Linked DNA regions of Homo sapiens: region 1 is linked to region 2. Evidence: read pairs that join two places in POLR2A ChIA-PET (ENCODE). Cell type or tissue: Panc1. All regions are shown on one strand. Each heading gives the region's core, and the rest is flanking DNA. Links, peaks and the distances in the headings are about the cores only. Region 1 has its middle 34 kb from the start of LINC00501. Region 2 overlaps LINC00501 (long intergenic non-protein coding RNA 501).

The links. ChIA-PET counts read pairs that join two places held together with the same protein. Peaks named below come from ENCODE experiments on the same cell type or tissue, not always from the same donor. Only the 100,000 strongest peaks of a DNase experiment are listed, where the experiment ranks them.
Region 1: POLR2A ChIA-PET joins it to region 2 with 6 read pairs; 2 of 35 experiments call an interaction of 5 or more read pairs at or near these places.

What each region holds. Positions count from the first base shown.
Region 1 is chr3:177,252,307-177,268,649 of GRCh38, reverse strand. No RefSeq gene overlaps it. Among named protein-coding and RNA genes, the nearest start is that of LINC00501, 34 kb to the left of the region's middle. In Panc1, for the core only: no CTCF peak of the experiment used is centred there; no DNase peak of the experiment used is centred there; H3K27ac peaks cover 708 bases.
Region 2 is chr3:177,307,736-177,324,078 of GRCh38, reverse strand. It overlaps LINC00501 (long intergenic non-protein coding RNA 501), which reads right to left. Exons shown (of 2, transcript NR_047465.1): 2 at 644-2,650. Among named protein-coding and RNA genes, the nearest start is that of LINC00501, 21 kb to the right of the region's middle. RefSeq lists a silencer at 5,934-5,983. In Panc1, for the core only: no CTCF peak of the experiment used is centred there; no DNase peak of the experiment used is centred there; H3K27ac peaks cover 694 bases.

The DNA.
Region 1 (16,343 bases), core at 5,650-9,649, 56 kb after region 2:
ATTTTTAGTAGAGATGGGGTGTCACCGCATTAGCCAGGATGATCTCGATCTCATGACCTCGTGATCCACCCACCTTGGCCTCCCAAAGTGCTGGGATTACAGGCGTGAGCCACGCACCCGTCTATAGAAGTATTTTTCTACATCCACATTATGTAGCAGCATTTCTTTGTCACTTTTTAATGTAGCTCAATAACCCCACTTGCAGAAGTGCACTGCCATAGCATGCCAGTCCCACTCAGGGGTGACCTGGTGGTCAGTGTAGAAAAATAAATATTCCCAATGGGCATAACTTAAAATAGTACATCTCACAATCCATTTATCTGGAAAGAAAGATGAGTTGCAGGTCAACATTAATTTGTAGCCAATAGCTAATAATGTCACTGGATAGTTAGGGACTTGGGAGTAATAAGATTGGAGGATTGGTGATAAAGAGAACTGGAGCAAAAACCCCTCAGCCTAAGTCTAGAGTTGAAGAATAGTTGTGTCCCATGTAAAGACCCATATAGATTGGCGTTGTGCGAAAGATTTTCAATAGATGGTTAGACAAGACCAATGAACAGATAAAAAAAAAATGTGGTATGTATACACCATGGAATACTATTCAGCCATAAAAAATAATAATAATAAAGTATTTTGTAACAATTTGAATGGAGCTGGAGGCCACTATTCTAAGTGAACTAGCTCAGGAATGGAAAACCAAATACCGTATGTTCTCACTTATAAGTTGGAGCTAAGCTATAGGTATGCAAAGACATACAGAGTGGTGTAATGGACTTTGGAGACTCAGAATGCAGAGGTTGGGAGGTGGGTGAGGGATAAAAGACTTCATATAGGGGCCGGGCATGGTGGCTCACACCTTTAATCGCAGTACTTTGGGAAGTTGAGGCAGGCGGATCACCTAAGGTCGGGAGTTCGAGACCAGCCTGACCAACATGGAGAAACCCCATCTCTACTAAGAATGCAAAATTAGCTGGGTGTCGTGTTTTGCGCCTGTAATCCCAGCTACTTGAGAGGCTGAGGCAGGAGAGTCACTTGAACTGGAGAGGTGGAGGTTGCGGTGAGCCGAGATCGTGCCATTGCACTCCAGCCTGGGCAACAAGAGCCAAACTCCGTCATGTGAGCCACCAAGCCCTGCTGAAATCAATATATTTTAGATATGCATTTGTCTACCTGGTCTACCAAGCTTCTCCCAGAAACACCATCTGTAGACTTACCAAGTGCTTTACTCACTGTCACTGTAATTACATAACATTGCTTCTGACCAGGGATCTTACTGAATAGCAAAATGATTAGGACAATGAGTTGAAGCATTTAGGATGCACTAAGATTTCTAACCAGAAGCAGTTGGCTTCATAAAACAGTGAAGTGACCTACTGAAGATTTAGTTTTGGTGCCTATTGGGAAATATCTTAGAAAGTTCAGACACCATCCTGTAGAATACAGTATATGCTCTAAAACAACCACCAATATGTGGTATTTTCTCTTCCACGGCCAAAACAAGTGAGCACTTCTTAGGCACTAAGAAGTGAAAATAGGAGTGACATTTCTCACTATTTCCTGAATGGCCCACTAATAAAATTTTTATTTCATATCCTTTGACACACAGTGTGGCCATAGAATAATTTTTTTTTTTTAATTTAGAGACAGAATCTTGCTCTGTCACCCAGGCTGGAGTACAGTGGCACAATCACAGCTCACCGTAACCTCGAACTCCTGAGCACAAGTGTTTGTCCCACCTCAGCCTCCCAGGTAGCTAGGATTACAGGTGCATGCCACCACACCTGGCATGACCTCAAATGATCATCCTGCCTCGGCCTCCCAAAGTGCTGGGATTACAGGCATGAGCCACTGCATCAGCCTGCTATTAAAAATTTCAAGGGTAAACCAGGACTGTACTAAACAGATGAGCCTTACAGTCACCTTAATAATATGATTTACTTACTACCATTTGCTCTTAAATTAGTGAGAATAGACTTACTTGTTTTTGTTTTTGTTTTTTGAGATGGACTCTTGCTGTGTCACCCAGGCTGGAGTGCAGTGGTGTGATCTCGGCTCACTGCAACCTCTGCCTCCTGGGTTCAAGTGATTCTCCTGCCTCAGCCTCCTGAGTAGTTGGGATTACAGACATCTGCCACCACGCCTGGCTAATTTTTGTATTTTTAGTAGAGACAGGGTTTCACCATGTTGGTCAGGCTGGTCTCGAACTCCTGACCTTGTTATCCACCCACCTCGGCCTCCCAAAGTGCTGGGATTACGGTGTGAGCCACCACGCCCAGCCGACTTGTTTGTTTGTTTTTGTTTTGTTTTTTGTTTTTTTTGAGACGGAGTCTCGCTCTGTCGCCCAGGCTCGAGTGCAGTGGCACGATCTCGGCTCACTGCAAGCTGTGCCTCCTGGGTTCACGCCATTCTCCTGCCTCAGCCTCCCGAGTATCTGGGACTACAGGCGCCCGCCACCTCTCCCAGCTAATTTTTTGTATTTTTAGTAGAGACGGGGTTACACCGTGTTAACCAGGATGGTCTTGATCTCCTGACCTCGAGATCCACCCACCTCGGCCTCCCAGAGTGCTGGGATTACAGGCGTGAGCCACTGCGCCAGGCCGACTTACTTGTTTTTAACTAAAAACCTTAACCAACATAACTTAGGATTTTTAGTATTACAAAATTATTTAACAATATAGGCTGAGTGCAGTGGCTCACACCTGTAATCTCAGCACTTTGGGAGGCCAAGATGGGAGGATTGCTTGGGGCCAGGAGTTTGAGACCAGCCTGGGCAACATAGCAGGACACTGCCTCTGTTAAAACTTTTAATGGCAAATTACTTTTGCACCAACCTGATATATAGATGGATCATGTTTGCTATGTTGTGCCTACAACACAGGAGGAAATGTTCTATTCTACATATTTATAAAGCAAATCCAGATTAATTTAAATTTATAGAATCTATTATATCAATAATAGTTGACTTAATGTAGCCATATGCTTGTTGCCTAAAGAATCATGACTTACACTGATGTTATGTGTTGTTAATGAAGCCTACAAAATGGAAACAAAGTATCTCATAATGTTTTTACAAAGGGATTCACTGACTTATATATGAGTTGAGGTTGTTAAATAAAATAATAGGCCAGACAGGGTGCCTCATGCCTGTAATCCCAGCACTTTGAAAGGCTGAGACAGGAGGATCATTTGAGCTCAGGAGTTCAAGACCAGCCTAGGCAACATAGTGAGACCCCATCTCTAAAAAAAAAATTTTCTGGCCAGGCGCAGTGGCTCACACCTGTAATCCCAGCACTTTGGGAGGCCAAGGCAGGCAGATCACGAGGTCAGGAGATCAAGACCATTCTGGCTAACACGGTGAAACCCCGTCTCTACTAAACATACAAAAAAAAAAAAATTAGCCAGGTGTGGTGGCGGTCGCCTGTAGTCCCAGCTACTGTGAGGCTGAGGCAGGAGAATGGCGTGAACCCAGGAGGTGGAGTTTGCAGTGAGCCGAGATCCCTGCACTCCAGCCTGGGTGACAGAGCAGGACTCGGTCTCAAAAAAAAAAAAATTTTTCTTTTTTTAATTAGCCGGGGGTGGTGGTACACACCTGTGGCCCCAGCTACTTGGGAGGCTGAGGTGAGAGGATTGCTTATGCCTGGGAAGTTGAGGCTGCAATGAGCCACTGCACTCTAGCCTGGGTGACAAAGTGAGACTGTGTCTTAAAAATATATACACACGGCCAGGCATGGTGGCTCACGCCTGTAATCCCAGCACTTTGGGAGGCTGAGGTGGGTGGATCACGAGGTCAAGAGATCCTGGCCAACATGATGAAACACCGTCTCTATTAAAAAAAAAATACAAAAATTAGCTGGGCGTGGTGGTGTGCGCCTGTAGTCCCAGCTACTTGGGAGGCTGAGGCAGGAAAATCGCTTGAACCCGGGAGGCGGAGGTTACAGTGAGCCGAGATTGTGCCACTGCACTCCGGCCTGGTGACAGAGTGAGACTCCATCTCAAGAAAAAAAAAATATATATATATATATATGTGTGTGTATATATATATATATGTGTATATATATATATAATGTGTGTGTATATATATATAATGTGTGTGTACATATATATGTGTATATATATATGTATATATATGTGTATATATATGTATATATATATACACACACATATACATATGTATTACTAGGACAAAATTTATACTTTAAGAAATCTATAAGTTGTTGTGTATTAAAATTGTCATAATCTAATTTCTGTGCTGTAAATATAAATCATTTTGTGATATATATAGCTATATGTGTATTGTTCTATGCTATAAATATAAGCATCTGTCCTATAATACTATTAATGTCAGAAATCCAAGAAGAATTAAAGATCAGTTTCATTTATCATTCCAATGTCTTCATTGAAACCACATTATTGAAGACTTACTGGCACTTTACTTCCTCATTCAGCAATTCATATGGGCACTGTGCTAGTAGCTGATATTGTAATGAGCAAAACAGACATGATCCTTTGGACATAACTGTGAGTCTAGTAGTCTCAGAAAAGACATGCATTAATTAAACTATAATGTAAATAAATATAACTACAAACTGTAATGAGTTCCCTGAGAAACATGCTACATGCTCTGGGATCTGGATTATGTAGGGAGTCAGGGAAGAGCTTCTTGAGGATGTGGTATTAGAACTGAGACCTGAAAATGGCTAAGCAATAACTAAGTGTTAGAATGTATGAAAGAGGCTGCTCTAAACATAGAGGAAAGCATGACTAAGCAATAACTGTTAGAATGTATAAAAGAGGCTGCTCTAGACATAGAGGAAAGCATGTAAAAAGCCTGTGAAGCAAAACCGGGCATACGTTTTAGTTCACGGCACTGAAAGGAGACTGTGTGGCCGCAGATGAGAGCAAGGGAGAGGGGGACAAGTGGGGGCTCTCGAGGCAGCTACCACCGCCACGAGCCATGCAGAGGCCTTGCCCAGCTCCTCTCTCCAGTCCTGGGGGATTGGACAGGTCAGTAACAACTTTAAACACGATACCAAGAAGAGAAATTAGGTTCGGAGATGATAGCCAGTGCAGGAATTCCAACAGAAATAGTAAAAGCAAGGAGAGATGGAGAGGGAAACCCAAGCCAAAGTCTTTGTGCTACAGCCAAAAACTAGGAGTCCAGACACCAAAAACAGCAAAACCAAAGACGCACATGAAGTTTAGATCAAGGTGTCAGACCAAACACATATACCTTTCTATTCTTTCTCTCCCAAATCCCTTTAGCCTACCAAAAAAAAAAAAAAAGAGTTTACATTTTCCCTTGGCCTGGCGCAGTGGCTCACGTCTGTAATCCCAGCACTTTGGGAGGCCAAGGCAGGTGGATTGCTTGAGCCCAGGAGTTCAAGACCAGCCTGGGCCACATAGCAAAACCCTGTCTCTACAAAATATACAAAAAGTAGCCAGGCATGGTGGCAAGTGCCTGTAGTCCCAGCTACTGGAGAGGCTGAAGTGGGAGGATCACCTGAGTCCAGGGAGGTCGAGGCTGCAGTGAGCCATGATTTCGTGATTACACTCCAGCCAAATTAATAGAGTGAAACCTTGTCTCAAAAAAAAAAAAGAGAGAGAGAGAAAGAAAAAGAAAGAGATAGAAAGAAAGAAAAGAAAAGAAAAGAAAAAAAATTTCTCTTATAAAGGGTAATCTTGTAAGGGTAATTGTGCTTAAAAAAAAACAAAAATGTACCATCATCTGACCAGAAATTTGAGGAAGAAACAAAGTGATGTGAAATTAAAGGGAAATAGCCAATAACTAAAAACAAAACAAAACAAAAAACCCACCCAGTCTACAGCAGAAACAGAAGAGTATTTCAGTGAATTTGTATTTTACAAGCAAAAATTGTTTATAATTTGCACTAAGGTATTTATTTTCCCTGCGCTCTTTTGTACATTTAAAATGTTGTACATTCTGCATGTATTACATTGGGAATAGTTTCAGGAGGCCCAGCTGGGGCTGCTAGGGGGTTAGTACACCTGGAAAAACAACCCTGGGCAATTGATCTCCAATTCTCCTCTTCGGAGAGTAAGCATTCAGGAATGTGCTGGGGTGGTCACGAGTTAGTTTGCATCTGGTGACCATTAGAAATGTAACCAAAGGATCCAGGACAGTTGAAAGTGATCAAGAAGCAGTAAAGCCTCTGAGAGAATGGCAAGAAGAGCTCTTAAGGACCCTCAAAATTTCTATCGGTCAGGAGCGGTGGCTCATGTCTGTAATCCCAGCACTTTGGTAGGCCAAGGAGAGGGGATCACCTGAGGTCAGGAGTTCAAGACCAGCCTGGCCAACATGGTGAAACCCTGTCTCTACTAAAAATACAAAAATTAGCCGGGCATGGTGGCACGACACCTGTAGTCCCAGGCTGAGGCAGGAGAATCGCTTGAACCCGGGAGGCGGAGGTTGCAGTGAGCCGAGATCGCGCCATTGCATTCTAGCTTGGGGGACAAGGACGAGACTTAATCTCAAAAAAAAAAAAAAAAAAAAAAGAGTTCTATCCATCAACAGGTGGTACCACCAGCAGCAAGACACCTCTGTGGGAGAGGGCAGCCAGGTGAGTGTCCCCTCCAACAGGGAGATTGCTGCTGTGCCTTTTGCTCCACATAGATGTCTGGATGTAGCAACTTATATCTTTTCTATTTCCATTCAAGGTATTTGTGTTATTTACCTGGCACACTTCACTGTCTTCCAACTAACACAATCATCTTTATGAAAACTTCACAATTACCTATTTTTAAAAACAAATGAATAGGCCGGGCGTGGTGGCTCATGCCTGTAATCCCAACACTTTGGGAGGCTGAGGTGGGCAGATCACTTGAGGTCAGGGGTTTGAGACTAGTATGGACAACAAGGCGAAACCCCGTCTCTACTAAAAATACAAAAATTTGCTAGGTGCGGTGACACATGCCTGTAATCCCAGCTACTTAGGAGGCTGAGGCAGGAGAATTGCTTGAACCCAGAGGTGGAGGTGGCGGTAAGCCAAGATTGCACCACTGCACTCCAGCCGGGGCAACAGAGCGAGACTATGTCTCAAAAATAAATAAATAAATATCCTTGAAGAGTTCTTGGGAATAAGGCCACATGCCATAAGCATCCAGCACAACTGATTTTTCCTCAACATTGGAACAGACTGATATTTCTTTGATTAAACACCTGATGAAATGCTTAGCTTATGTTTAGAAGCCATGCTATAGAAACAAATCTTTATCTTTAGTCATTATTGTCACACTAAATGTGGAGAATGCTTTTACTACAAGAGGCACATGCTCATTCTGGGACAAAGCTCACTGAGTTGATTGACAGGCAAAATCATCTGCCATATTTTAAAACTTGTTTTTTTTTATTTTTACCCTATAATCTAATTGAATTCTGGAAAATCAAATAAGAGTATACCTCCACTGTAAAAATAAGAGACATAGGCCAGGTGTGGTGGCTCAACCCTGTAATCCTAGCACTTTGGGAGTCCAAGGCAGGTGGATCACTTGAGGTCAGGAGTTTGAGACCAGCCTGGCCAACAAGGTGAAACCCCATCTCTACTAAAAAAGTATAAAAATTAGCTGGGCATGGTGGTGTGTGCCTGTAGTCCCAGCTACTCAGGAGGCAAGGCAGAAGAATCACTTGAACCTGGGAGGTGGAGGTTGCAGTGAGCCGGGATCACACCACTGCACTCCGGCCTGGGCGACAGAGCAAGACTCCATCCTGCCCAAGAAAGAACCATTCCAGGTATGCTCTAAGCTCAGAGGCAACAAAAATGAAAAGTAGAGGAGCTTTAACATAATTGTCAGAGTAATTCATTAAATTGTGAGTTTTCGATAAGCCATGTGAGTCAGAGTTTTTCCTACTACAATTAGTAAAGGGCAGCTACTGCTGCTTTCTCCCTCAGTTCCCAAAGTGAACAAGCTGCCTGGAGTCTAAGTGTAATGAGTGTTGAGCTAGAGAAAGAAGGGGACTGAAGTGACTCCAGACCTCCACAGTGAGGAAAGGAAGAGAAGGAAAAAGGAGAGCAGATAAATCAGGCACTCATCTCTAGGATAAAACTTTGAGATACTAGGCCAGGTGCTGTGGTTCACACTTGTAATCCTAGTACTTTGGGAGGCCAAGGCAGAAGCTCAGGAGTTCGAGACCAGCATGGGCAACATAGCAATACCTCATCTCACTAAAAACAAAGATTTTAAAAATTAGCTGGGTATGGTGGCACACAGCTGTAGTCCCAAATACTCTGGAGGCTGAGGTGAGAGGATCACTTGAGCCCAGGAGATCGAGACTACAGTGAACTATGATCGCACCACTGCACTCCAGCCTGAAGTGGAGTGCAAGAGAGAGACCCTGTCTCAAAAAACAAACAAATAAACAACAAGCAAAAACCACTATGGTTTCTAGCTTTCTCTTTGAAATACTTGTTAAAGGTGAAGGCTGTCACCATATCATGAGGACACTCAGTTAGCTATGTAGAGTAATCCCTGTGGAGAAGAACTAAGTCCTTTCACCAATAATGGGCCCCATTTTGCCAGCCATGTGAGTTGAGCGACTCAGAAGCAATTTTTCCAGCCGCAATAAAGCCTTCAGATGACTACAATCTTTTTTTTTTTTTTTGAAACAAAGGAGTCTCGCTCTGTGGCCCAGGCTGGAGTGCAGAGGCGCGATCTCAGCTCACTGCAAGCTCCGCCTCCCAGGTTCACGCCATTCTCCGGCCTCAGCCTCTTGAGTAGCTGGGACTACAGGTGCCCACCACCACGCCCGGCTAATTTTTTTGTATTTTTTTAGTAGAGACGGGGTTTCACCATGATGGCCAGGATGGTCTTGATCTCCTGACCTCGTGATCCACCTGCCTCGGCCTCCCAAAGTGTTGGGATTACAAGCGTGAGCCACCACGCCCAGCCGATGACTGCAATCTTGACTGAAATCTCATGATAGGCCCCAAGGTACAAATGCTCAGTTAAGCCACTTGCAATTTCCCAACCCCATAGAAACTGTGATTTTTTAAAAAATGTCTATTGTGGCTGGGCACAGTGGCTCAGGCCTGTAATCCCAGCAGTTTGGGAGGCTGAGGCAGGAGGATTGCTTAAGCCCAGGAGTTTGAGACCAGACTGGGAAAGGTGGCAAGACCCCATCTCTACAAAAAATTGTTAAAATTAGCCAGGCAGAGTGGCAGGCACCTGTACTCCCAGCTACTCAGGAAGCTGAAGCGTGAGGATCCCTTGAGCCTAGGAGTTCAAGGCCGCAGTGAGCTGTGATTGTACCAATGCACTCCATCCTGGGCAACAAAGCAAGACTCCATCTCCAAAAAAAAAAAAAAGTCTATTGTTTTCAGCCACTAAGTTTTGATCTAATTTGTTATCCAGCAGTAGATAACTAATACACATTTTGAAGCTTACACTTTATTTTAGGGAAATAACCTTAAGTATTATGGGCAGCTAGCTAAATAATCCTCTAAGGCTGTTGTCTTTATGTCTGGCACTGGAACTTGAAGTCTGCAGGAAAGCCATTGGAAAAAAAATACTGGGGTGTGGGGAGTAAAGACTAATTGGAACTCACAATTACAATCTAGATGAACTAGAAGTTAGACCAGTCACTCTGCACCTCCAAAGTTAATGAAGAGTTTTCTGCAAAAGAAGTTGGCACCCGGGCCAGGCATGGTGGCTCACAACTGTAATCCAGGCACTTTGGGAGGCTGAGGAGGGTGGATCACTTGAGGTCGGGAGTTCGAGACCAGCCTAACCAACATGGAGAAACCCTGTCTCTATTAGAAATACAAAATTAGCCGGGCATGGCGGCACATACCTGTAATCCCAGCAACTCGGGAAGCTGAGGCAGGAGAATTGCTTTAACCTGGGAGGTGGAGGTTGTGGTGAGCCGAGATCGCGCCATTGCACTCCAGCCTGGGCAAAAAGAGTTCATCACAAAAAAAAAAAAAAAAGTGGCACCCTTTGTCAGGGACCTAAACACATAGTTGACCAAGAGTCAGAGAAACTGAAAAGAGGACCAGGGGTAAAGGAAGTAGGGCATTGAATGCCTGTCTGTTGGCCCAGTCCAACAAGGTAAGCCAGCAGATAAGTGACAACATGTATGAGCTGCAACTACACCTGGTGTCTTTGCATGACCTCCTGAAAATAAAAGCAGTATGGCTGCTGCTTAACTTCTCCCTTCCAAACCTCACTCCAAATATCTCTTATGTTCCACATAACCAGAAACACAAAAGGAAGGAATTTCTGGAAAACAATTCCACCTAGCCAAGTTGACACATTACAAAGCCATTATATATAATACAAGGAAGAACATAAGAAGAAGAAAAGGCCAAGGCAGGTGAATCACTGGAGGTCAGGAGTTCAAGAGCGGCCTGGCCAACAGGGTGAAACCCCGTCTCTACTAAAAACACAAAACCTAGGCGAAAGTAGTGGTGCACGCCTATAATCCCAGCTACTAGGGAGGCTGAGGCAAGAGAATTGCTTGAAACCAGGAGGCGGAGGTTGCAGCAAGCCAAGATCACACCATTGTGCTCCAGCCTGGGCAACAAAGTGAGTGAGACTCCGTCTCAAAAAATAAATAAAGAATAAAGGATGATTGTGAGAAGTTGAAGATGAATATGGCAAACATTAAAACAAACTTTACAAAAGAAAAAAAAGACAATAAGCCAGCAGAGAATATTAAATGGAAAACTAAAATATCCTTAATTAATTCACAAGGAGAAAAAGAGGAAAAAAGGAATTAAAAACCAATGGTATAAATAGAAAACAAGAAGGAAGTTGGTATTTTTTAAATAAAATGTATCTTATCAATACTTTTATAAAAAGTATTGATAAACATTTGTAAAAAGTATTGATTACAATTACTTACATAAATGTTTCAGTATATCAAGCAGAGAGATTAAAAGTAAAAAATTGGAACGTGATAAATATGCAAATACTAAACATACAAAAATGAGAATGGCTATTTTTATGTTACACGAAGTAAATTTCAGACAGAAATATTATCAGAGATAAAGAAATAAATTTCAAGGCAGAGGCAAGTGGATCATCTGAGGTTAGGAGTTTGAGACCAGCCTGACTAACGTGGTAAAACCCCGTCTCTACTAAATACAAAAAAAAAAAAAGTATCAGGGCATGGTGGTGACTGCCTATAGTCGCAGCTACTCGGGAGGCTGAGGCAGGAGAATCGCTTGAACCTGGCGGAGGTTGCAGTGAGCTGAGATCATGCCATTGCACTCCAGCCTGAGCAACAAGAGTGAAACTCTGTCAAGAAAGAAAGGAAGGGAGAGAGGGAGGGAGGAAATTTCATAATGACATAGAGTTAATTCATATACATAAAGAAGACATAAAATTAAATGTGTATGCATCTCATAAATCCACAATTATAGTCAGTGTCAACACTTCCAGCTCACTTGTGATGCAACAAGTAGGAAGTAAGTAATGATAAAGGGTAAGTATATAGTAAAGACAGAGAAGACTTGAACAACAGAATTAATCACCGTGACAAAGTTGAACATTATACCCAACAACTGTAGAACAGGCATTCTTTATAAGGGCTTCTGGTTTGTTCACCACAAAAGAGCCTATACTGGGTCACAAGACACATCTCAATAAATGTTAAAAGGAATGAAATCACACAAAGTATGTTCTCTGACCACAATGGAATTAAACTATAAAATAACAACAAAAAACATATGTGGAATATTCCCAAATATTTGCAAATTAAATAACATACTTCCAGATAATTTAGGAGTCAAATAAGAAATTGCAAGGGAAAATCGAGAGGTATTTAAACTGAATTATAATAAAAGCGTAGTATATAAAACTGTTTAGGATGTAGCTAAATCAGTGAGTAGGAGCCAGGTGCGGTAGCTCACGCCTGTAATCCCACAACTTTGGGAGGTTGAAGTGGGAGGATCGTTTAAGGCCCAGAGTTTGAGACCAGCCTGGGTAACCCCATCTCTACAAAAAACCAAAAATAAATAAATAAAATAAAGTAAAATGAATGACAAAGGAGAAATATACAGCTTTAAGTATATTAAAAAGTGAGGCTTTAGAACAATAATCCAATATTCCACCTTATGAAGCTAAAAAAAGAAGACGAAATGAAACTTAAAAGAGAGAAAATAAGTCAAGCGCAGTAGCTCATGCCTGTAATCCCAGTACTTTAGGAGGCTAACGGGGGAGGATTACTTGAGGCCAGGAGTTCGAGACCAACCTAGGCAACATACAAGACCCTGTCTCTAAAAAAAAAAAAAAAGGGAAAATTAGCCAGCCATGGTGGCACATCCCTGTAGTCCTAGCTACTCAGTAGGCCGAGGCATGAGGACACTTAAGCCCAGGAGGTCAAAGCGGCAGTGAGCTATGATTGTGCCACTGCACTCAAGCCTGGGTGATAGGGCAAGATACCACCTCTGAAAAAAAAGAGAGAGAGAGGCCAGGTGCAGTGGCTGACACCTGTAATCCCAGCACTTTGGGAGGCCAAGGCAGGCGGATCACCTGAGGTCAGGAGTTCAAGACCAGCCTGACCAACATGGAGAAACCCTGTTTCTACTAAAAATATAAAATTAGCCAGGCGTGGTGGCACATGCCTGTAATCCCAGCTACTCAGGAGGCTGAGGCAGGAGAATCACTTGAACCCGGGAGGCAGAGGTTGTGGTGAGCTGAGATCACGCCATTGCACTCCAGCCTGGGCACCAAGAGGGAAACTCCGCCTCAAAAAATAAAGATAAGAACAGATATCAATGAACTAGAAAACAGAAAAATATTTTTTTAAAATCCACAAAACCAAAAGCTGGAATTTAAAGAAATCAGTAAAAGTAATGAACTCGCCGGGCACGGTGGCTCATGCCTGTAATCCCAGCACTTTGGGAGGCCGAGGCAGGTGGATCACAAGGTCAGGAGTTCAAGACCAGCCTGGCCAAGATGGTGAAACCCCGTCTCTACTAAAAATACAAAAAAATTAGCCGGGCGTGGTGGTGGGCACCTGTGATCCCAGCCACTCGGGAGGCTGAGGCAGAGAATTGCTTGAACCCGGGAGGCAGAGGTTGCAGTGAGCCAAGATCACACCACTGCACTCCAGCCTGGGTGACAGAGCAAGACTCATCTTAAACAAACAAACAAAAAAAGTAATGAACTCATGAATGGACTAGAGAGAGAGGGGAGGAGAGGGAAGAGAGGAGACAGGTTTTGACATTGGAAATGAAAGATTGGACATTACTACAAATCCTACAGACATTTAAAGGATAATAACAGAATACTGCGAGAATCAGTATGCCTACAAATTTGACAACCTAGAGGAAATGGAAAAATTCCTTGAAGAAAACAAACTGCCAAAACCGATACAGGAAGATAGAAAAAAGCTGAATACACCTTTTATCTATTAAAGAAATTTAATTTGTAACACAAAACCTTCCCACAAACAGAACTCTGAGTCCAAATGACGTTACTGGTGAATTCTATCAAACACTTAAGGAAGAAATAATGCTAATCTTACACAAATCTCATCTTATAAACATTACTCTTATTCAATCCTCCCACTCATTTTATAAGCATTACCATGATACCAAAACCTGATAAACATGATAAAATATTACTCAAAAAGAAAACAATATTCCTTATGAATATAAACACAAAACCTATAGCTAAGAAGTACATTTCAAAATTGCAAAGAAATACAAGTGACATTTATACAATGAATACAATATTTAAAAATTGAAAATCAGGTTGTAGAACATAGGAGGAAAACTATGATCCTATCAATAGATGTAAAATAAGAACTGACAAAATTCAATACCTATTCATGATTTCAAAATAATAATTCAGTAAACTGGGAAGAGAAGGTAACTTCATAAATTTGATGAGAACATTTGTAAAAGCCCTCAGGTAACATATTAAACTTAATGATAAAAGATGTATTGTTCTCTCCAGGTTTGTAAAGAAGGCTAAGATGACAATTCTGAAATTTCTAGTCAACAGTGTACTGGGGGTTCTAGCTTGGTAATAAAATAAGGCGAAGAAAATAAAAAAGCATATGGATTGAAAAGGAGTAGGTAAAACTGCCTATTTGCAGATGACACAATCAGGTATTTAGGAAATCTGAAGGAATTTTTTTTTAATTAATAGAACTCATAAGTTAATTTGGCAAAGTAGCAAAATACAGGTTGATATACTAAATTCATATGTATTTATACATACTAGCAACAAGTAATTAGAAAATAAAAAGTAAATAAAACCATTTCAAATGGCACCAAAACACATAAAATACTTAAAAGTGTCGGCCGGGCCTGGTGGTTCATGCCTGTAATCCCAGCACTTTGGGAGGCCGAGGCGGGTGGATCATGAGGTCAGGAGATCGAGACCATCCTGGCTAACACGGTGAAACCCCATCTCTACAAAAAATACAAAAAATTAGCCAGGTGTGGTGGCGGGTGCCTGTAGTCCCAGCTACTCGGGAGACTGAGGCAAGAGAATGACGTGAACATGGGAGGTGGAGCTTGCAGTGAGCCGAGATTGTGCCCCTGCACTCCAGCTTGGGCGACAGAGCGAGACTCCGTCTCAAAAAAAAAAAAAAAAAGAAAGAAAGAAAACCTAAAAGTATTTGTAAGACCTATATACTGAAAACTATAAAACATTGCTGAAAGGGGATTAGAGAAATCCTAAATAAACGGAGAGGTACACCATGTTCATGACTTGCAAGATTAAATATTGATATGATGTTAATTCTCCCCAAAGTTACTTATAGATTTAGAGCAATCTCAATCAAAACCTGAGAAGATGTTTTTGCATAAATTGACAAGCTGATTTTTAAATTTATACTAAAATGCTAAAGACCAAGTATCGCCAGAAAATAGTCATTTTCAAAAACAAAAAAATTAGAGGACTAATACCACCTGATTTCAAGATCTACTACAAAGCAAAAGTAGCTGGGTGTGGTGGCTCACACCTGTAATCCCAGCACTTTGGGAGGCTGAGGTGGGCAGATCAGTTGAGGTCAGGAGCTCGAGACCAGCCTGACCAACGTGGTGAAACCCCATCTCTACTAAAAACAAAAAATTAGCTGGGCATGGTGGTATGCGCCTGTAATTCCAGCTACTTGAGAGGCTGAGGCAGGAGAATCACTTGAACCCAGGAGGCAGAGGTTGCAGTGAGCAGAGATCACATTACGCCCTGCATTCCAGCCTGGGTGACAAAAAGCAAAACTCCGTCTCAAACAAAAACAAACAAACAAAAAGACTACAAAGCAAAAGTCTAATATTGGTGTAAAGATGGGCATATGGGATTAATGAATCAAAATGAGAAGTCCAGAAATAGGCCCACAAATATATAGTCAGTTCATTTTTTTACAAAGGTGCTAAAGTAATTCAAAAGAGAAAGGTCAGTTTGTCTTTTCAACAAAATTGCTGAAAGAACTGAATATCCACATCTCCAAACAACTGCGGAAAAAGAACCTTGAATATTTTCTCACATAATACACAAAAAGCACTAACCAGCTGGGCAAGGTGGCTCATACCTGTAATCCTAGCACTTTGAGAGGCCAAGGCGGGTGGATCACGAGGTCAGGAGATCCAGACCATCTTGGCTAACACAGTGAAACCCCATCTCTACTAAAAATATAAAAAATTAGCCAAGCGTGGTGGTGGGCACCTGTAGTCCCAGCTACTTAGGAGGCTGAGGCAGGAGAATGGCGTGAACCCGGAGGCAGAGCTTGCAGTGAGCCGAGATCAGGCCACTGCACTCCAGCCTGGGCAAAGAGCGAGACTCTGTCAAAAAAAAAAAAAAAAAGCACTAACCATTAAAAAATTATAAATTGTACTTCATCAAAATTGAATTTTTCTATTTTTTAGAAGGTACTACTTTTTCAAAAAACACAAAAACTAGCAAACAAAAACACTATAAAAGTGAAGCCACAGACAGGGAAAAACTATTTGCAACACAAATATAGGACTTGCAATCAGGATCTTTACAAATCAATAAAAAGAAGAGAAATAATTCAATTTGAGAATGGGCAAAATATTTGAACAGGCAAACAGGAAAATGTGTGAATGACCTCAAAGCACCTGGGCATATGTGTGACATCATTACATATTAGAGAAATGCATTTTTAAATCATAATGAAATACATGCCCACTAAAATGGTCAATTTTTTTTGTTTGTTTTGAGATGGAGTTTCGCTGTCTTTGCTCAGGCCAGAGTGCAATGGTGCTATCTCAGTTCACTGCAACTTCCACCTCCCAGGTTCAAGCAATTCTCCTGCCTTGGCTTCCCAAGTAGCTGGGATTACAGGCGTGCACCACTACACTGGCTAATTTTTGTATTTCTAGTAGAGACGGGGTTTCACCATGTTGGTCAGG
Region 2 (16,343 bases), core at 5,387-9,386:
TTACAAGTGTGAGCCACCATGCCTGGCCGCGAACCACATTTCTAAGACTCTTTTTACCAACTTTCGCCAGTTAAATTCTGCCAGTGAGAGGCATTGAGGGAACTATGAAAGGGAGAAGGGGAGAGGAGATACTTTTCCTGCCTTTGGCCATCGTCAGCATCTCTCCAGCACAGACACAGCAAAGCCTCTAGCATCTTTTGGCACCCCGAGGATGGCCAGGCCAAATCCCCTCTGGGTCTGGACATCAGCTGCACAGTGGCCTCCTAGAAGCCCACACAGTTTCTAGCATAGCCATGAGGCACCTCTGCAGAGGCTTCAGCCAGCTGGGCAGGTGCTCTCAGTGACTGGGCACAGCTGTGTGACACCCTCTTAGCAGCCTCAATAACAACTAAGCCACGGCCTCTCCCCAAACCCCAGTCTGAGGCAGTGGCTCCTCATAGCTGTAGGGATGGTAGCTACTTATGATTTTCATAATCTCTTGGTTAGTTCGCTATCCTTTTTTTTTTTCAGGCTAGTAATTCCTTGTATTTACCCGCCTCTGTTTAAAACATCCAGTATGGTTTCTCTTTTCCTAACTGGATCTCAACAGATACCAGCATATATTTTTTATGTTGATAATAAAAAATTTAAAATACACACAGAGTCCAAATAAAAATATTTAATATTTGTGAACATCTTTTATTAGTTTGAGTTTTTAAAAAATTAAACCTCCTCCAGAATTCAACCTCCTTCTGTTGCTGGACAGTGTGAGACCTCAGTTTCCCTTGGGATCACGTCGCCATGTTAGTCTTCCTGGTGGCATTTTGCCCAGCTTCTAGTCTTTTTCCCACAAATACAAAAACAGGCTATATAGCCCCTTCTAGAGTACTGAGGGCAAAGACTAAAAGCGTTATTCGATGTGAATATAGGGAAGTCAAAACAATGACTTTTCAAAAATTGCAGCCTCAGTGTGTATCCATTACACAGAATGCGTCTACTTCTCAGTTCATATGGCATAAAAACACAGGGGTTCACTGCCTGTCTTTGGGGATGGGGTCACGTGGGCCAATAGCGGGACTGACACGTGAACTTCCTAGTCCTGCCAAATGTCATGAGGAGAGTGGCGATTTAAGCAGACATGCATGCCAGTGCAACACGGAAGAAACTTCTTAAGGCACTGGCTCCTAAGAGAAGCATTCTTCCCCGGGAATGTGCCGACATGTACGGGCTTCCTAGAAGTTCTATACAGTTGGGGCAGTTTCAAAATGAGACAATGAGCAGAAAAATCGCAGCGCATCCCCCCTTTGCCTTCCATTTTATTTCTGCGGCCCCCACCCTCCAACGGAGGGAAGCTTTGTAAGCTGAAATGAAAAAAGGCATCTACAATAAAATGAGGGATCCCACTGCCACTGGTATTGAAATTCCTACTGTGGCTAACGAGCAATAGCAAACATTTAAAAATATGCTTCACTATCCCTTATTCAGTTCATCCGCAGGAGAGGAGATGTTTCCATTGCACTTGGGAGAACAGGGACTTGGGTTTCATGTCTGCAGATGGGCTACAGGCACATACAAGATAATGTGCTCTTGCCGGGTGCAGTGGCTCACGCCTGTAATTCCAGCACTTTGGGAGGCTGAGACGGGCGGATCACGAGGTCAGAAGATCGAGATCATCCTGGCTAACACGGTGAAACCCCGTCTCGACTAAAAATACAAAAAATTAGCCTGGCGTGGTGGCGGGCGCCTGTAGTCCCAGCTACTTGGGAGGCTGAGGCAGGAGAATGGCGTGAACCCGGGAGGCAGAGCTTGCAGTGAGCCCAGATCGCGTCACTGCACTCCAGCCTGGGTGACAGAGCGAGACTCCGTCTCAAAAAAAAAAAAAAAAAGATAATGTGCTCTTTCACACTGCTGTGAGAGACCTCCCCACAGCATATTCCCAATGGGTTATAATTTTAAAAGAGGCTCTTTGATTTAAAAAAAAAAAGGCCTCCTCTAGTTTGCAGTGAGCCGAGTTCGCAGTCGCTGCACTCCAACCTGGGAGACAGAGCCAGACTCCATCTCAAGAAAAAAAAGACTTCCTCTAACTTGAGTCGTGTTATCAATCATACCAGCTTTAGTAATTGTCAAGCCACAGAAGGAAGAATGGAGAGGAAAAAATAATCCAGCAATTTTAAAATATTTTGAAGTGCAAAAAAGGGAGATCATGGCCTCGTCTTACATGGAACATGCTATTTACTATAAGAAAAGCCATTTTGTCCATTGCCCTACCGATGAGGTAGGAGGGGGAAAGTATTTTTTGCATGTGAAAACAGCACAGGAATATTAAGAAAGTTGTGTTGTTTCTTACTCCTGAGAAAGTCTTTCAGAGTCTTTTCTGCCAGTCTTTCTAGAAGTACTTTATCAAATAGATTCTCTTCTTTTTGCCCCAAATCATAGAAGCAGAATAAAATGCTCCACTGAGAATACTGAGAATGGAGATTTAAGATGTGAGAGGACTAGAAGAAGTATCGAAACCCAGAAGAAATGTCACCTCTCCCAGGAAGCATTAGCTTCTTCCTTTGTGCTTCCGCGTTCACATCTGTTGTAGTTATTTGCTTGGACTCTATCTCTTTGCTGGAGGGCAGGAAACATGTCTTCTTCAGCTTGGTGTTTTCCCAGCATTAGCCAGGACCTAGCACAAGGAGGGTTCAATAAATGTTTAGCAAGTAATGATTGAACAAAGAAAGGCAGGCTTTGAAACCAGATCTTAAACTAACCTCAGTAATGAACCTGCCTGGATAGTCAGGATAAAGTTGTTGGCAGAGGTTTAAAACATTCTTAAAGCGCATTACCCAAAGCATCAGGATTTTAGCAATAAGATAAGGAATGATCTCGAATCTAGAGGCCCAGGTCAAAAACAGAATGAGGGAAAGGGAAGATAGTGGGAAAGGCTGCCCACTGATTTTATGTGTCCCATAACCCTAGAGACCATGCTTCTGAAAGCCATCTCACAACTCCCTTTGAGCATTAGGATGTCAACTGCCAAGATAAACCCAAGTGCATGATAAAGCACACACACACAGATTTGCATAAAATTTAATGTCTTTCCTGTCAAGGAGTCAGCCTTCTGGCAATGAGAACTATTTCTTAAATTATCTACTCGCAAAGAAAAAAACAAATCTCCAGACAGGAAGCAGTGAGAAAAAAATGGTGAACTGTTGAAGTCCTGAAACAACAACCAGTTCAAAATGATTAACTCTTTGTGATCTAGAAAGAAAGAAATGCACCTTTATGTTTCTGGATAGGATGACGGCTCTCGCAGTCAGACTGCAGAGAGGGTTCTTGCAGTGTTCCCCTCAGAGTCTCTTGATACTAACCAGCTCTGGAAATCAAGATCCCGGTGACTACCTGGAGAATGAAGGGCTGCCTGCACATTTAACATCCCTCCAAATTGTGCTCCTCATTCTTGGGATGGGCATCTGCTCTGATTCTGATGGTATTTTTGCCAGTTTCCCCCTAAGGAACTAGAGCTTTATGCCTATCTCAAAAAAGGTGATGAAGGCCTTCTGAGATGGTAACCAGGTAGCCTAACATCAAAGTACCACCCTCTTTGGATTCCCTACTCTTTAATCCTGTTGCCTTTAGCTATTAAAATAATGCACAGAAAAAAAGCAAGAGAATTAGCTTACTTATGGACTGTAAATGTTTTTAAAAGCCTATATAAAATGTGGCTGGGCACGGTGGCTCACGCCTGTAATCCCAGCACTTTGGGAGGCCGAGGCAGGTAGATCACAAGGTCAGGAGATCGAGACCATCCTGGCTAACACGGTGAAACCTCATCTCTACTAAAAATACAAAAAAATTAGCCAGGCGAGGTGGCGGGTGCCTGTAGTCCCAGCTACTTGGGAGGCTGAGGCAGGAGAATGGCGTGAACCCAGGAGGCGGAGCTTGCAGTGAGCCGAGATTGCGCCACTGCACTCCAGCCTGGGCGACAGAGCAAGACTCAGTCTCAAAAAAAAAAAAAAAAAAGCCTATATAAAATGTGATCAATCAAATCTAATGCTACAGATTAAAATGATACACAATTAGGAAACATTATAATGGCTGGATCCGACTCTAACACCTGAAATCACTTATCAATACTGAGATCACTAAAAGTAGGATAACCAAATTTTATGTGCCTTGTCATGTGGTACAAAATCAACGATACAGAACCATGCATGGAATAGTCTTGAACTTTAATCTAATCAGGCCTCTAGGTCTAACCGCCAAGTAATAGGAAATGCAGGGGAGAAGGGATGCATTTATAACCACAAAGATGCAATCAACCAACTCTTGAATATAGGAGATGCACCGAGTGACCCCATTTCTTCAACAAAGCATGAAAAAAATGAAAAGAGAGAGCTGTTGTTGATTAAGAGACTGCTTTAAACCAACAATTCACACACAAAAAAAGAAACAATATTTGAGCCAATTGGAGAAAATTGAACTTAGGTCATTAATCGTGACCCTATGAGATTATTTTTATTTTTATTTTTATTTTTTTTTTGAGACAGAGTCTCACTGTCGCCCAGGTTGGAGTGCAGTGGTGCGACCTCGGCTCACTGTAGGCTCCGCCCCCGAGGGTTCACCCCATTCTCCTGCCTCAGCCTCCAGAGTACCTGGGACTACAGCTACTTGATCTCCTGACCTCACGATCTCCTGACCTCGTGATCTGCCCGCCTCGGCCTCCCAAAGTGCTGGAATTACAGGCGCGAGCCACCGCGCCCGGCCAAGATGATTATTAATTGGCACTTTTGCTACATGTGATAATGGCATTGTGTGCTTGTGCTTAAAAAGTTAGGATTTTGGCAGGGTGCAGTGGCTCACGCTTGTAATCGCAGCACTTTGGGAGGCCCAGGTGGGCGGATCACCTGAGGTCAGGAGTTCGAGACCAGCCTGGCCAACATGGTGAAACCCCATCTCTACTAAAAATACAAAAATTAGCTGGGCATGATGGTGCGCACCTGTAATCCGAGCTACTCAGGAAATTGAGGCAGGAGAATCACTTGAACCCGGGAAGCGGAGGTTGCAGTGAGCCAAGATCGCGCCGCTACACTCCAGCCTGGGTGACAGAAAGACTCTGCCTAAAATAATAAATTAATTAATTAAAAGTTCTGATTTTAGGGGTAAAATGGTAGATTTCTAGGATTTGCTTTAAAATACTCAACCAAAAAGGGAAGAGGGAGAGAACAGATGAAACAAGAGTAGTGATAATTACTGAATTTGGGCGTAGGTTACATAGGATTCACTATGTCATTCTCTAGACTCTGGAGTATGTTTGAAATTTCTATAAGTAAAACAAACTATAATTAACACCAGAACCAAATAAGGGGATTTCCAGAAATGCAAAAATGATTTGACATCAAAAATATTTTACCATGACAAAAAGTTAAAGGAGAAAAGCCATTTGATCACCTTAACAGGTGTTGAAAAGGTCTTTGAAAAAGTCAATATATAGTCCTAATTTAAATAACCAAAAAAAGGAAAAACTACAGAGGATTTGCTAAATATATTAGGGTACCTATACCTGATAAAACTATGCATTTATTTAAAATGATGTTGTGGAAGAATGACTAGTAACATGAAAATACATTCATGAATGTACTAAGAGAAAAAATTTTTACCCAAAAGAGAAACGTATGACTTAATAGAATATTAATATATCTACAAAAATGTTAAGAGTGGTTATGGACCGGGTGCGGTGGCTCACGCCTGTAATCCCAGCACTTTGGGAGGCCGAGGCAAGCGGATCATGAGGTCAGGAGATCCAGACCATCCTGGCTAACACGGTGAAACCCCGTCTCTACTAAAAATACAAAAAATTAGCCGGGCGTGATGGCAGGCGCCTGTAGTTCCAGCTACTCAGGAGGCTGAGGCAGGCGAATGGCATGAACCTGGGAGGTGGAGCTTGCAGTGAGCCAAGATCGCACCACCGCACTCCAGCCTGGGCAATAGAGCGAGACTCTGTCTCAAAAAAAAAAAAAAAAAAGAGTGGTTAGATGTGGGTTTGGGTTTGGGTTTGCTTGTGACTTTCATTTTCTTTTTTGTACTTAGCTATGTTTTCCAAAATGTCTATGGCGAGCCTATGTTATCTTTTTAATCAAGGGAAAGCATACAATGTTATTTTAATTTTGAAATTTCAGACTCTTGTGGTCATTTCTGCAGTTATGAATACACCAATGAACTCTCATCTTACCAACATTTTTTTTTTATTTTGCCCAGAAGTCTATCCATCCCAAGAGACTTGTCAAATGCCTTGTTGGAATTAAAATCCATAGTGTTTGTAGTATTCCCAATGTAATATCATAATTGTAATAAAAATCAGAGGCCCTGTTAAAAAATAGTGTTCATATTTGCTATGGTTTTAAATATCCCCTTCAAAACTCACGTGAAAATTTAATTGCCACCGTAACAGTGTTGGGAAGTGGCGCCTTTAAGAAATGATTAGGTCATAAGGGTATGCCTTATAAGTGAATTAATGAATGCCACTATCACAGGAGTGGATTAGTTATCATGGGAGTGGGCCCCTGAGAAAAGGATGAGTTTGGCCCCATATCCCTTCTCCATGATGAGAGCCTGCTCACCATGTGATGTTTTCCACTATGGGATAAAGCAGCAAGAAAGACCTCACTAGCTGTCAGCACCATGCTCTTGGACTTCCCAGTCTCTAGAACCATGAGCCAAATAATGTTTTCTCTATAAATTACTCGGTCTGTGGCATTCTGTTATAGCAGCAGAAAAGGGACTAAGACAGTATTCAATGTCTGGAACCACTCTGCAGTAATTAAATCATATCGATTGTATTTTAAAATAATTTCTATTTTACAACTGCATCCATATGGCACAAGGTCTGAGAAAATACAAAAATAGAATCAGTTTTCATATGGCAGGGGTTCAGGAACTTGTTTTATTATTATTTTATTTTAATTTATTTTTTTGAGACAGACTCTCTCTCTGTCTCCCAGGCTAGAGTGCAGTAGTGCGTGTCAGCTCACTGCAACCTCCACCTCCCGGGTTCAAGTGATTCTCCTAACTCAGCCTTCCGAGGAGCTTGAACTACAGAAACAGGCCACTATGCCTGGCTAATTTTTGTATTTTTAGTAGAGACAGGGTTTCACCATATTGACCAAGCTGGTCTCGAACTCCTGACCTCGTGATCCACCTACCTTGGCCTCCCAAAGTGCTGGGATTACAGGTGTGAGCCACTGTACCCGGGCTTTTTTTTTTTTAATTATTGAGACAGAGTCTCACTTGGTCACCCAGGCTGCAGTGCAGTGATGCAATCATAGGTCACTGCAGCCTTGACCTACTGAACTCAAATGATCCTCCCACCTCAGCCTCCTGAGTAGCTGGAACTACAGGTGTGCAACACCATGCATGGCCTATTTATTTTTATTATTTTAGAGACAAAGTCTCCCTGTGTTGCCCAGGCTGGTCTTGAACTCCTGGACTCAAGTGATCCTCTCACGTCAGCCTCCCAAAGTGCTTAGATAACAGGCATAGATAACAGGCATGAGCCACCACACCCAGACTTATTTTTTATTTTTTAATGATATTATAAAGAACCAGAAACTATATAGTACATTTTAGAATAACTTTTATCCAAAGTGAATTAAATTATTAAAATTTCAGTAAAAGGGGTAGTTTCAGTTCTCAAAAAAAGGTAGTACTTCATGAGATAATGACTTTGCTGTGAGTATATAAGAGATAAACCCATATTTTTTAACTAAAGAATAAGTGAATTACTAGAAAATAGAATTAAGTTTTCTTGTGAATTGTGTTGCTAAAAATCTAATTGCATGGACCATGCACTGATAGTTTAGAAGTACTGAGAAGCCCCCCAGCAAAAAAAAAAAAAAAAGTCAATTAAGAAGAAATCAACATCCTCCTAAGTTGTATGTTTTCCAAAATGCAGTCATTGAGCCTGACACTGTAGTTCCATTTGTAAATAAGATCGAGCTTCTCTCTATAAGTGGATTTGGTTTATTTTCAGTCTAATTATTAAATTTGAATGGTAGATATAAACTTGCTTACAAAAGGGCATTTCCTACGTTAAAGTTTTACAATTAATCTTTAAAAATAAGCTCCAGAGGCCGGGCGTGGTGGCTCACGCCTGTAATCCCAGCACTTTGGGAAGTCAAGGTGGGCAGATCACCTGAGGTCAGGAGTTTGAAACCAGCCTGGACAATATGGTGAAACCCCATCTCTACTAAAAGTACAAAAAATTAGCCAGGTGTGGTGGCACACATCTGTAATCCCAGCTACTCAGGAGGCTGAGGCAGGAGAATCGCTTGAACCCGGGAGGCAGAGGTTGCAGTGAGCCAAGATTGCACCACTGCACTCCAGCCTGGGCAACAGAGCAAGACTACACTGTCTCAAAAATAAGATAAAATAAAATAAATAAAAATAAAAATAAGTTCCGGAGATACTATTGAGCTGAAGGAACAATATATCGGCTCTGTCCTCATTCAGTAACTAAAATCCCCCAATTATCACAAAGATTATTGTGATTTTGGGGGAACTTGGTCTGATGAAGGTCAGTTGCACTGCATGCTAAGTGAGATGTAGGAATATTATTTAGCACTGACTATCAACCTTTCTGCTATATTTAGTTTTTTGTATCCCTAAAAATATAAAATGGTCTTAAACATGATCATTTTCCACATGACCAGGGCAGACTTGATGTAAGATGATCCTTGGCTCTTGTGGCCTGGGAATATATGGTACTATGTTCTGGATTTTTCTTCTAATAATAGAAATACACTGACCCAAGTTCTCATGTAATCTAAATTAAACACATTTAATTTCTGCATAAATTGTTGAACTGTTATTTTAATGAATACATCTTACCCTACATTTTCTCATCTTTTTGACCCAAGTTTCAAACCACTGACTGAAGAAACATATAATACTGAAAGTGAGAATTTATAATACCAAAAGTTTCAACTTGAGCAAAGTTTTGACTAATATCATAAGACTTATATTAACAATAGTATCATTTATCATTTAATTCCAATGACTTCAAGAGCTACATGATATATCAAAGACTTTAACAAACTGCCATTTTTTAGTAGTCTTATAAAATGTTTGTTGTATGTTACATTGGTGTGCAAACATGCAGTTTTAGAAACTGGGAGAAAAGGCCGGGCGTGGTGGCTTACGCCTGTAATCCCAGCACTTTGGGAGGCCGAGACGGACGGATCACGAGGTCAGGAGATTGAAACCATCCTGGCTAACACGGTGAAACCCCGTCTCTACTAAAAATACAAAAAATTAGCCGGGTGTGGTGGCGGGTGCCTGTAGTCCCAGCTACTTGGGAGGCTGAGGCAGGAGAATGGCGTGAACCTGGGAGGCGGAGCTTGCAGTGAGCCGAGATTGCACCACTGCACTCCAGCCTGGAGCGAGACTCCCTCTCAAAAAAAAGAAAAAGAAAAGAAACTGGGAGAAAAGGCCAGGTGCGGTGGCTCATGCCTATAATCCCAGCACTTTGGGAGACCGAGGCAGCAGATCACCTGAGGTTAGGAGTTAGAGACCAGCCTGGCCAACAGGGAGAAACCCCGTCTCTGCTAAAAATACAAAAATTAGCCGTGCGCGGTGGCTCATGCCTGTAATCCCAGCTACTCAGGAGGCCGAGGCAGGAGAATCGCTTGAACCCAGGAGATGGAGGTTGCAGTGAGCTGAGATCGTGCCACTGCACTCCAGCCTGGGTAACAGAGCAAGAATCTGTCTCAAAAAAAAAAAAAGAAAAGAAAAGAAAAGAAAAGAAAGAAAGAAAGAGAAAGAAAGAAAGAAAGGGAAAGAAAGAAAGAAAGAAAGAAAGAAAGAAAGAAAGAAAGAAAGAAAGAAAGAAAGAAAGAAAGAAAGAAAGGGAAAAGAAAAGAAACTGGGAGAAAAGCAGAAAAGCAGAACATTAGCCTACTCTTTATTATAACAATTTTTTGCTTTGAGACGGAGTCTGGCTCTGTCGCCCAGGCTGGAGTGCAGTGGCACAATCTTGGCTCACTGCAACCTCCGCTTCCTGGGTTCAAGCGATTCTCCTGCCTCAGCCTCCCGAGTAGCTGAGGTTACAGGCACGCGCCTCCACGCCCGGCTAATTTTTCTATTTTTAATAGAGACGGGGTTTCACCACGTTGGCTAGGATGGTCTCAATCTCCTGACCTCGTGATCCGCCCGCCTCAGCCTCCCAAAGTGCTGGGATTACAGGCAGGAGCCACTGCGCCCGGCTATTGTAACAATTTTAAGGCAAAGTTCTAGATGCTAGTTTGTATCATACGATAGGATATTATAAAAGCATTAGTCTTTAGGGTTGACATTTTTGTGTTTTTGTTTCTTGCCAATCTAAAATTTATTAGGGGAGATGAAAGTGGATACACACACACACACACACACACACACACACACACAGCAGCAGCAAGTAGAGCCCAGTGGTAACAGTAATAAATTCTTTCACAGCAGAAGTAATTGTTTCCATTACCAAGTTATTCACATTTAATTTATTTGTGAAATTTGAGGTAAATGGTTCTCTTCAGGCCGGGAGCGGTGGCTCGCGCCTGTAATCGCAGCGCTGTGGGAGGCCAAGGCAGGCAAATCACCTGAGGTCAGGAGTTTGAGACGATCCTGGCCAACACGGTGAAACCTTATCTCTACTAAAAATACAAAAATTAGCCAGGCAGGCAGGGCACAGTGGCTCACGCCAGTAATCCCAGCACTTTGGGAGGCCAAGGCAGGCGGATCACCAGAGGTCAGGAGTTTGAGACCAGCCTGGCCAACATGGAGAAACCCCGTCTCTACTAAAAATACAAAAATTAGCCAGGTGTGGTGGCGGGCACCCGTAGTCCCAGCGACTCAGAAGGCGGAGGCAAGAGAATCGCTTGAACCCGGGAGGCAGAGGTTGCAGTGAGCTGAGATCGCACCACAGCACTCCAGCCTGGGAACAGAACGAGACTCCGTCAAAAAAAATTAAAAAAAAAAAAAAATTAGCCAGGCATGGTGGCGGACGCCTATAATCCCAGCTCTCCAGGAGGCTGAGGCAGGAGAATCACTTGAACACGGAGGGTGGAGGTTGCAATGAGCCAAGATCGCCCCATTTCACTCCAGCTTGGGCGAAAGAAAGAAACTCCGTGAGAAAAAAAAAAAAAAAAAAAAAAGTTCTCCTCAATTAAGCACTATCCTGGAAGATTTTTTTTCCAGAATCTATAGTGATAGCCATCCCCTCTCTCCTAAACTCCAGATCCATATTTCTACCTGCTTCCTGATCATTTCCATCTAAATTATCCACAGGCCATGTACAAACTTGGAACTCATCCACCCAACTCACCTCTTCCCCATGGACTCCTAATCTCAGAAAATCGCATTGCCATCGACGTAGCCCTGTGGGCGTGAGGGTAGGAAACTTCGTCTCACTGCCCATGCTTAGTTAGACACCAAGTCCCACAGAGCCTATGAAACATCCCTCAAGTTTATATAATCTATTATGTTACCAATGGGTTTATCCTATTCAGGTCATCCTTTCCTCTAAAGAATAGTATTTTGAAAGATGCTGAACAGAGCTCTGTTTCTGGCCCAGATGAAATAACAGTAACTGAATTTATTGTTCTTCATGAAACAACTAAAAAACTGAACAAACCTATGAAAGAATGTTCACAAAACCTTGGTCATCAGGCAACAAAGGACAATGATCCCTGAGAGATGGAAAACAAATAAGGTGCGCTCTGTGGTTTCCCCAGCTTTGTACCTAAGGAAAGCTTCCCAGCTTGGCACAGGGAGGGAAAAGCCAAGTGGAGCCCGACAGTCTCCCTGAGTTGAGGAGACAAAATGGTGAGTGTGAGAAATTCAAAGCAACCAGAATTCACTAGGGCAAATTGTCAGAAAGAAAAGAGCTGGAGCTCTGGAAATCTTCAGAGGGTAACCCTTGATGCTCAGCTGAGTACTGACCACCACATGCAAGTGAGAAAATTACCTGAGGCCAGGTTAAAAATAAATAAATAAACAACTCAAAATATTAATGAGTACAATTCCATAATCCTATATAGAGCTGAAAAACTCACCTGTGCCCACTAACCAGATTGGTAAACTTCATAATTCATACAACATCAGTTAAAATACTATGGCAAGAAAGGGTTTGCCACAGTAATGGGGAAAAGCTAGTCCCAGGTTAAACATTGCTTTGCTCCTGGCTCAGCAAGTTTTAAAGCCATACCCAAAATAATCTAAATTTATGAGCAATTTAGGCATAACTTGGAACAAAGCTAAATATTTATAGGAATATAAAATTATCCAACAATTAGATAGAAGACCACCTGGGAATACAGGTTCTATAGGCTTAAAAAAAATCAACAAGGTAAAAAATCACATCTGGCATCCAACCAAAAGTTCTAAGGAAAGAAAAGAAGCAGGAAAGGATGACCCATGATAAATACAAAAATCAATCAATCAAAATTGACCCAATATTCACATAGATGATAGATTTAGTAGATAAGGCCGGGCATGGTGGCTCATGCCTGTAATCCCAGCACTTTGGGAGGCTGAGGCAGGTGGATCATGAGGTCAGAAGATCCAGATGATCCTGGCTAACACTGTGAAACCTCATCTCTACTAAAAACACAAAAAATCAGCTGGGCATGGTGGCATGCACCTGTAGTCCCAGCTACTCAGGAGGCTGAGGCAGGAGAATCACTTGAACCCGGGAGGCAGAGGTTGCAGTGAGCCAAGATGGTGCCACTGCACTCCAGTCTGGGCGAGAGACCAAGATTCCATCTCAAAAAAAATATATAGATAGATAGATAGATATAAATGAGATTTTTAAAAAAGAAAGGAGAAAAAATAGTGAAACCAAAGTTGGTTCCTTTAAAAAAATCAATAAAATTGATAAACATCTAGAAAAATTGATCAGGAAATAGAGAAGAAAGAAATTACCATATCAGGAATGAGGTTAAAATGAATATTTGAACAATTTTATGCTAATAAATTTGACAATTTAAATGAACTGGACAAATGCCTTGAAAGACACCAACTATCACAGCTTACTTAAGAGAAAATAACTTGAATATTCCATTATCTCATAAACAAATTAAATTTGTAGTTAAAGACCTTCCAAACAAGAAAACTCCAGTCCCAGATGGCGTCATGAGTGAAGTTTACCAAACACTTAAGAAAGAAATAATAATTCAACACAAAGTCTCTACAAAAATTGAAAAGGAGGAAATGCTTCTCAACTTCTTCTATGAGGCCAGAATTACTCCATTATCAATATTAGAAAATAATATTACAAGAAAAGAAAATTACAGACAAAACTCCTTCATAAGCAAAATTAAAAAAAAAAATTTAACCAATTGAAACCAAAAATATATGAGAAAGATAATACCTCATGACCAAGTGGAGTTTATCTCAGGAATGCAAGGCTGGTTTAACACTTGAAAATCAATCAATGTAATTCAGCATACTAACTAACAAATAAGCAAAAAGATCATCTCAATAAATGTAGAAAGATCATTTGACAAAATCCAATGTGTGGGCCGGGCGCGGTGGCTCACGCCTGTAATCCCAGCACTTTGGGAGGCCGAGGCGGGTGGATCATGAGGTCAGGAGATCGAGACCATCCTGGCTAACAAGGTGAAACCCCGTCTCTACTAAAAATACAAAAAATTAGCCGGGTGCGGTAGCGGGCGCCTGTAGTCCCAGCTACTCGGGAGGCTGAGGCAGGAGAGGCGTGAACCCGGGAAGCGGAGCTTGCAGTGAGCCGAGATTGCGCCACTGCAGTCCGCAGTCCGGCCTGGGCGACAGAGCGAGACTCCATCTCAAAAAAAAAAAAAAAAAAATCCAATGTGTGTGCTGGTTAGAATGTAAAATTGTACAAACACCTTTAAAAGTAATTCAACAGATTCATAAAATGTTCCACATATATGTACCATTGACTTAGCCATTCCATTCCTAGGTATATCCAAAAATAAAAATTAAAAACACATGTTCATACAAATAAAAAATAAAAACATATGTTTTGCATATGGATTTATTTTTTATTTTTTGAGACGGAGTCTCACTCTGTCACCCAGGATGGAGTGCAGTGGCATGATCACGGCTCACTGCAAGCTCGGCCTCCCGGGTTCCCGCCATTCTCCCTGCCTTAGCCTCCTGAGTAGCTGGGACTACAGGCACCCGCCACCACACCCGGCTAATTTTTTGTATTTTTAGTAGAGATGGGGTTTCACTGTGTTTGTCAGGATGGTCTCAATCTCCTGACCTCATGATCCACCCACCTTGGCCTCCCAAAGTGCTAGGATTACAGGCGTGAGCCACTGCGCCCGGCCCAGCATATGGATTCTTATAACAACTTTATTTGTAATAGCCAAAAACTGGAATCAATCCAAATGTCCATCAATACATGAATGGGTAAACAAAGTGAAGTGCATCCATATAACAAAATACTACTCAGCAATAAGAAGGAATGAATTGTTGACACATGCAACAACATAGGTGAATCTTAAAATAATTATGCTGACTGAAATGAGCCAAATCAAAAAGAAAGCGTAGTTACTATATAATTTCATTTATATAAAATTCTAGAAAATGCAATCTAATCTCTAGTGACAAGGGGCAGATAAGTTGTTGCCTGGGGTGGGAGAAGGAGGAGGCATCACAAAATAACATAAGGAAACCTTTTGGGGGGTGATAGATGTATTCATTTTCTTAATATTGGTGATGATTGTTACTTGGGTACATACATATGCAAACCTTATCAAGATGTGCACTCTAAATATGTGCAATTTGTTGTATGTCAATTATACCTCAGTAAAGCGGATTTTGGGGTGGGAGAAAAAGGCTTCTAACTCATCTCCATGACTCCAGTATCTTGAATTGCCCAGGTGTCAAACTTGTAAGTGATTAGGTAATCTTGGATGTTCAACCCAGTTGAGCCTTCAGATGACTCCAGCCCCATTCACTGTCTGATTACGACTCTAGGAGAGACCTCAGGGGATATCCACCCAGCTAAGCCAAATCAGCCCAAAGAACCATTATGACCCACTAAGTTTTCTTTTTAGCCACTAAGTTTTGGAGAAATGCGTCACACAGCAATACATCACCAGAACAGTGGGTTTTAAGGTTTTATTTTTTTTCTCAATCAAACCTTTTCTATATACAGAACCTTATTGTTAAGTTGAATATAATAAACAGATAAAAGTAAAACTGCTGGCTGGGTGCAGTGGCTCACACCTGTAATCCCAGCACTTTGGGAGGCCAAGGTGGGCAGATCACCTGAGGCCAGGAGTTCAAGACCAGCCTGGCCAACATGGTGAAACTCTGTCTCCACTAAAAATACAAAACATTAGCTGGGCATGGTGGTGGATGCCTGTAATCCCAGCTACTCAGGAGGCTGAGGCAGGAGAATCGCTTGAACCTGGGAGGCGGAGGCTGCAGTGAGCTGAGTTCACATCCATTGCAATCCAGCCTCGGTCATAAAGCAAAACTCCGTCTCAAAAAATAAAAAATAAAAATAAAAAAAGTAAAACTGCTTTGGCTAAAATGGGAGTGGAAGAACCTAGATTTTTACTTGGCCAGGCTTCCCTGAGTGGTTCCTGAGCCAAGAGTGGCTCTCGGAGAACCTTTGTGTGACCCACCCCCACCCCAGAATTTCTCCTTTCTCAGATGGGAATTGAGGACATAAAGATTAAGTGTCACACACAAGTTATCGATCTGTGATGAAACTCTAGGTGTCTTTATTCAGAATTAACTTCACCATGCTATTGAGAATAGAAAAATGTTGTAAGCATATGTAAAATATCAGTTGTTGAATCAGAATAAGAGTGAAGTAAAAAAAGTCAGAAAAGCACACTGTGTCTATCTTGACAAATTTAACCACAAATCAACTTTTTTACCCAAGATTAAAGGAAATATTGGGTATTTGATCGGATATTTCCACTAAGATACGTTAGCACTGGTATTCCTTAATATATATTGGCCATTTTTTGTGTTCGTGATACATGAAAACAACCCGGGAAATAGGCTGAATTTGAAATAAAAATAATTTATTAGTTTTAGTGAATAAAAACACCACACCCTGCATATACTGCCAAATGGAAATATCTAATTCTTCTCAAGAGGCCTCTTTCACCCTTTTTTTCTTTTTTTGTGCTAATGGTGCAAAAACAGTGCAGTAAATTCTGTGTAATGGCCTTTCATATAGTATATTGAAATCAAATGCTCAATTTTCAATCTCTACCCGAGATTTGAAATGATTATGCTGATAAGTAGTAAAGAAAATAGATCTAGAAGAGACACACTTCCAACTAATATGATAAATTTATTTCAAAATAACATGAGTCCTAAAAACAAACACAGCCAAAATA